2 separate regions of the Homo sapiens genome follow, and region 1 is linked to region 2. A link is a contact called in ENCODE POLR2A ChIA-PET data. All regions are on one chromosome and are shown on one strand. Each heading gives the region's core, a stretch centred on a gene start or an enhancer-like site at or near the end of the contact. The rest is flanking DNA. Distances are from core to core; before and after follow the strand shown. Region 1 holds the start of ERLNC1 (estrogen receptor responsive lncRNA 1). Region 2 overlaps ATP2B4 (ATPase plasma membrane Ca2+ transporting 4).

The links. ChIA-PET counts read pairs that join two places held with the same protein, here RNA polymerase II (POLR2A).
Region 1: POLR2A ChIA-PET joins it to region 2 with 11 read pairs in activated CD4-positive, alpha-beta T cell. The contact joins the promoter of ERLNC1 here to the enhancer-like site in region 2. POLR2A ChIA-PET finds 5 or more read pairs at or near these places in 2 of 52 experiments (SK-N-SH and activated CD4-positive, alpha-beta T cell).

The regions. Positions count from the first base shown.
Region 1 is chr1:204,140,122-204,143,091 of GRCh38, forward strand. ERLNC1 (estrogen receptor responsive lncRNA 1) reads left to right here and starts at 1,287. Exons shown (of 3, transcript NR_123739.1): 1 at 1,287-1,355; 2 at 1,444-2,139; 3 at 2,528-2,888. It overlaps ETNK2 (ethanolamine kinase 2), which reads right to left. Exons shown (of 8, transcript NM_018208.4): 4 at 1,194-1,336.
Region 2 is chr1:203,651,991-203,654,888 of GRCh38, forward strand. All of the region lies in intron 1 of ATP2B4 (ATPase plasma membrane Ca2+ transporting 4), which reads left to right. Among named protein-coding and RNA genes, the nearest start is that of ATP2B4, 27 kb to the left of the region's middle. Within about 2 kb of position 1,346, at least 5 of the 41 ENCODE cell types and tissues checked have a DNase peak (open chromatin) inside an H3K27ac peak, as active enhancers do.

The DNA of each region.
Region 1 (2,970 bases), core at 37-2,536, 490 kb after region 2:
TGAAGTAGAGGAGAATCGATGAGAGTTGGCCCAGGAGATCTGGCAACAGAGCCTGGTCAAGCTTCCACAGACCTCTGGGATGCACCCACTGAGTGATGCCGGCCTCTGCAGCAACCCTGCCCAATCCCATCACTGCAGCAGTCTTCCAAGCTACTTCCATTCATCCATCCATCCATCCATCCATCCATCCATCCATCCATCCATCTGCCCTTCCCAGCTCCCAGTGTCCCTCTCACACAGCTGGATCTTCAGGCTCTCCTCATCTAAAGACAGCTGTCCTCAGCATGGCTAAGGATCAGGAATAAAGCTAAGTATTAATACGCCCTGGGGTGATGCCCTCATCAGCAACACCAGGATGTGTTCGTTCTCTCTCTTTCTTGGCACAGATTTTTGTTTGTTTGTTTTTGTCTTTTTTTTTTTTGAGACAGAGTCTCGCTCTGTCGCCCAGGCTGGAGTACAGTGGCATGATCTCGGCTCACTGCAACCTCTGCCTCCCTGGTTCAAGCGATTCTCCTGCCTCAGCCTCCTGAGTAGCTAGGATTACAGGCGCACACCACCATGCCCAGCTAATTTTTGTATTTTTAGTAGAGATGGGGTTTCGCCATGTTGGCCAGGCTGGTCTTGAACTCCTGACCTCATGATCCACCCGCCTTAGCCTCCCAAAGTGCTGGGATTACAGGCATGAGCCACCGCGCCTGGCCAGACTTTTTTTTTTTTTTTAAATAGGGTCTTGCTCTGTTGCCCAGGCTGGAGTGTAGTGGCTCCATCATGGCTCACTGCAGCCTCCACCTCCCAGGCTCAAGTGATTCTCCTGCCTCAGCCTCCCGAGGAGCTAGGACTATAGCATGTACCACCATACCAGGAAAAGTTTTGTGTATTTTTTTTGTAGAGACAGGGTCTCACCACATTGCCTGGGCTGGTCTTGAATTCCTGGGCTTAAGCAATCCACATGCCTTGGCCTCCCAAACTGCTGGGATTATAGGCATGAGCCACTGAGACTGGCCCTTGGCACAGACTTTTCAAAGTGGGAATTTTTTATTTCCTTTCCCCCTTCCCTCCTACAAATTAACTTAAGACCTAAATCAAGGTCTAACTTTTGCTTGTCCAAGTGCCAGCCGGAAGAACAGCTCCGTGAAGCCAGCTAACCAACCAACCAAAACCCTGCTGCTGCCCCAGGGCCAGAGAAGCCATACCTTTGATGCTGTCATAGATGATATTCTTGCAGAGCAGGTCATTGTGACAAAACACCACAGGGGACTCCAGCTGGGACAGATGCTCCTTCAGCCAGGCCAGCTCCCGTTCCAACACCTCTACCTTAGGGACATCTGCAGAAAGGCTGGGCAGTGGCAAAAAAGGTAGCCAGTGAAAGGAGGGCTGATAGACAGGTGCTTGGCCTCAAGAGCCCTGAATCTGAGCCTCATCACTCCCTCTGTCTTACTGCAGGGGGCCTTGGAAAAATGGCCAATCTCTTAGACCCTCACTTTTATCATCTGTAAAATGGCACTGAGGCGTCCTGTCCTTCTGACTCCTCTGGTTATGCTAGGAAGCTGATAAAGACATGGGCGTCAAAGCATGAGGCAGAGCATAAAAGTCACTGACTGAGGGCATCCCTGCTACTTTGTGAAAGGAACAGGAGGGTAAGGAAGGAGACACAGGGAAAGGACAAGGCAGGTGAGAACGAGTGTCCAGACCTGGGGATTCCAGACTAAGAACAAGGGCAACAGGAGCAGTGGGGAGAGATGCAAAACAGACCTGATCTTAGGATGCTGGGAAAACTCCCCAGGAGGCGGTGCAGCTCCCTAAGTCGAGCTGACTCCCACAAAGATCCTCCCCAGGAGGAAGAGTAGTGCCCTGGCAGGGAGCTGGAGCAATGGAGCTCTCTTGAGGAGGCAGAGGTATGTCCTGGTATGCACCCCCCTCTCACCCCAGCAGCTGACCATGTCACAGGTAGAAGGGATCAGAGAGACGGTCTGGTCTAACCTCTCATCTCACAAACAGACCATCGGCTCACATGAGAAAGCAAACTAAGAGCTTCTTTAGCTCACTCCTACACTGTCAAAGGAACATTAAAGCCTTCAATGAAGAGCATGCTTGCTTTGTGGCTCCCCATTGACTCATCCCTTCTACCTTGAGTTATGAGTAAGTGTTCCCTTGTCCCAGACCCCTGCCATATCATGCAAGTGCAACCTGGGGGCATGAACAAAGATGCATGGGTCAACCTCTCCTGCTGCCCCACCCCCATCCCAAGCACTCAGCAGCCATTTCTGCTGAAAGAAACACATGTTGAGGAATGAAGAAATCAGCCAATCAATCAAGTTATCAGAGGCCATGTGGAAGTCTGATGAGGGTCCACTGTGCTTGTGTGCTCTGAACTTTGGTCCCCAGGAGGCACACAGGTCTGTGTACACTGAAAAGGCCAAACACTTATCACAGTCCTTAAAAAACCTAGAACCACCAATGGGCAGAGGGGAGGAGGCTGGGCTTTTATCTCCATTCCTGTGTCACCTGTTTGTGTTTCTCTGTCCAGGGTAGCAAGAGCACATAGAGAAGGATGAGGATGAGACCGGCCCTCTCTCACCTTCCCACAGGACAGACCGATCACTCCCTCACCCAGCCCAGGGGCCAGAACACGAGAAAGAGTATTCAGTGACTGAGGCACTCCTCTGCCCCCTCTGGAGAAGGAAGAGAGGACAGGGTCCCTTCCAGGCTTTGAGAAGGTCAAAGCTCAAGAAGATCTGAGGTTATCTAGTCCAGCCCCATTGGGAAACTGAGGCTCAAGGAAGGAAAGAGCCTCCCTCCAAGCCTCCAGATACCTCTTGCACTGCTGGATCCTTTACTTCTTCATTTAAGGAAAGCAGTCCTTGGCCCGTCCAAGGATCCAAATCGAACGGAGTCTCCTAATTGTGAGGACTGTGCACTCTCTCTGAAGGCCTGGGTGCCCCTCAGAGGTTCTGCAAAGGCCTCTCTGAG
Region 2 (2,898 bases), core at 96-2,595:
AGGTGGCAGTGAGCCAAGATTGTGCCACTGCACTCCAGCCTGAGTGACAGAGCGAGACTCTGTCTCAAAAAAAAAAAAGCAAAACAAAACCCTTTAGAGACAAACAAAAACAGAGGTTTCTACCAACAGACTACTCCACTAAAGCAACTTCTTCTTTTTTTTTTTTTTTTCTGACACAGAGTCTCACTCTGTCCCCTAAGCTGGAGTGCAGTGGCACAATCTCAGCTCACTGCAGCCTCCGTTTCCCAGGTGCAAGCGATTCTCCTGCCTCAGCCTCCCAAGTAGTTGAAATTCAGGCACGCGCCTCCATGCCCGGCTAATTTTTTTGTATGTTTAGTAGAGACGGGGTTTCGCCATGTTGGCCAGGCTAGTCTTGAACTCCTGACCTCAAATGATCCTCCCACCTCGGCCTCCCAAAGTGCTGGGATTACAGGCGTGAGCCACTATGCGAGGCCTACTAAAGCAACTTCTAAAAGAAATAATTCAAAAGAAGAAAAATTATAAGCATACCTTATTTTATTGTACTTCAGACACTGCCTTTTTATTTTATTATTAAATAAATTGAAGGTTTGCGGCAACCCTGTGTTGAGCAAGTCTGTTGACGCCATTTTTCTATCAGCATGTGCTCATTTCATGTCTCTGTGTCACATCTTGGTAATTCTCATGATGTTTCAAAGTTTTTCATTATTATTATATGTGTTATGATGATTTGTGATCAGTGATTTTTTGGTGTTACTAATAGAATTGTTTTGGGGTGCTACAAATGGTGCCCATATAAGGCAGCAAACAATCAACAAATGTGTATGTTCTGACTGCCTCACTGACGAGCTGTTCTTCATCTCTCTCTTTCTCCTGGGGATTCCCTATTCCCTAAGACACAACAATATTGAAAGTAGGCCAGTTAATAACCCTACAATGGCCTCTAAGTGTTCATGTGAAAGAAAGAGTCACAGGTCTCTCACTAGAAATCAAAAGCTAGAAATGATTAGGCCTACTGAGGAAGTCGTGTTGAAAGCTGAGATAGGCCCAAAGCTAGGCCTCTTGTACCAGTTAGCCAAGCTGTGAATAAAGGAAAATGTTCTTGAAGGAAATTAAAAGTGCTACTCCAGTTAACACACAAATGATAAAAAAGCAAAACAGCTTTATTTGCTGACAGGAAGGAAGTTCAAGTGGTCTGATTAGAAGATCAAACCAGCCACAACATTCCCTTAAGTTGAATCCTAATCCAAGGCAAGATCCTAAATCTCTTCAATGTTGTGAAGGTTGACAGAGGGGAGGAAGCTGCAGAAGAAAAGTTAGAAGCTAGCAGAGCTTGGTTCTTGAGGTTTAACGAGAGAAGCTGTCTCCACAACGTAAAGGTGAAGCAGCAAGTGCTGACATAGAAACCACAGCAAGTTAGTCGGAAGATCTAGCTAAGATAATTGGTGACAGTGGCTATGCTAAACAACAGATTTTAATGTAGGCAAAACAGTCTTCTCTTGGAAAAAGATGCCATCTACGACTTTCATAGCTAGAAAGGAGAAGTCAATGCCTGGCTTCAAAGTTTCAAAGAACAGGCTGACTTTCTCATTAGGGGCCAGGGCAGCTGGTGACTTCAAGTTAAAGTCAATGTTTACCATTCTGAAAATCCTAGGGTCTTTATGAATTTTCCACCCCTCAAGGTTCAAGTGATTCTTCTGCCTTAGCCTCCTGAGTAGCTGGGATTACAGGCACCCGCCACCACGCCCTGCTAACTTTTATATTTTTAGTAGAGACGGGGTTTCACCATATTGGCCAGGTTGGTCTCAAACTCCTGACCTCAAGTGACCCGCCCTCCTTGGCCTCACAAAGTGTTGGGATTACAGGCGTGAGCCACCACGCCAGGCTTCTAGGGCCTTTAATAATTATGCTAAATCTATTCTGCCTGTGATCTATCAAAGAAACAACAAAGCTTGGATGACAGCTCATCTATTTACAGCATGGTTTGCCAAATATATATATATATATATATATATATTTTTTTTTTTTTTTGAGATGGAGTTTCGCTCTTGTTGCCCAGGCTGGAGTGCAATTGTGCGATCTCAGCTCACTGCTATGTCTGCCTCCCGTGTTCAAGCAATTCTCCTGTCTCAGCCTCCCGAGTAGCTGGGATTACAGGCGCATGCCCCCATGCCTGGCTAATTTTTGTGTTTTTAGTAAAGACAGGGTTGCATCATATTGGTCAGGCTGGTCTCGAACTCCTGACCTCAGGTGATCTGCCCACCTCGGCCTCCCAAAGTGTTGGGATTACAGGTGTGAGCCACCGTGCCCGGCCAGTTTACCAAATATTTTAAGCCCACTGTTGAAACCTACTCCTTTCAAAATACTACTGCTCATTGACAATGTACCTGGTCACCCAGGATCTCTGATGGAGACATACAAGGAGATGAATGTTGTTTTCATGCTTGCTAACACAAAATCTATTCTGCAGCTCATGGAACAAGGAACAAATTTGACTTTCAAGTCTTATCATTTAAGAAATGTATTTTGTAAAGCTATAGCTGCCATAGACAATGATTCCTCTGATGGATCTGGGCAAAGTGAATTGAAAACCTCTGGAAAGAATCCACCATTCTAGAGGCCATTAAGAACATTCAAGGGCTGGGAATGGTGGCTCATGCTTGTAATCATAGCATTTTGGGAGGCTGAGGCATGAGGATCACTTGAGCCTAGGAGTTTGAGACCAGCCTGGCAACACAGGGGGACCCTGTCTACAAAAAGTGAAAAAGTTAGTCAGGCATGGTGGTGTGCTCTTGTGCTCTCAGCTACTCAGGAGGCTGAAGTGAGAGGATCGTTTGGGCCTGAGAGGTCGAGGGTGCAGTGAGCCATGATTGTGCCACTGCACTCCAGCCTGGGTGACAGAGTGAGACCTCGTCTGGA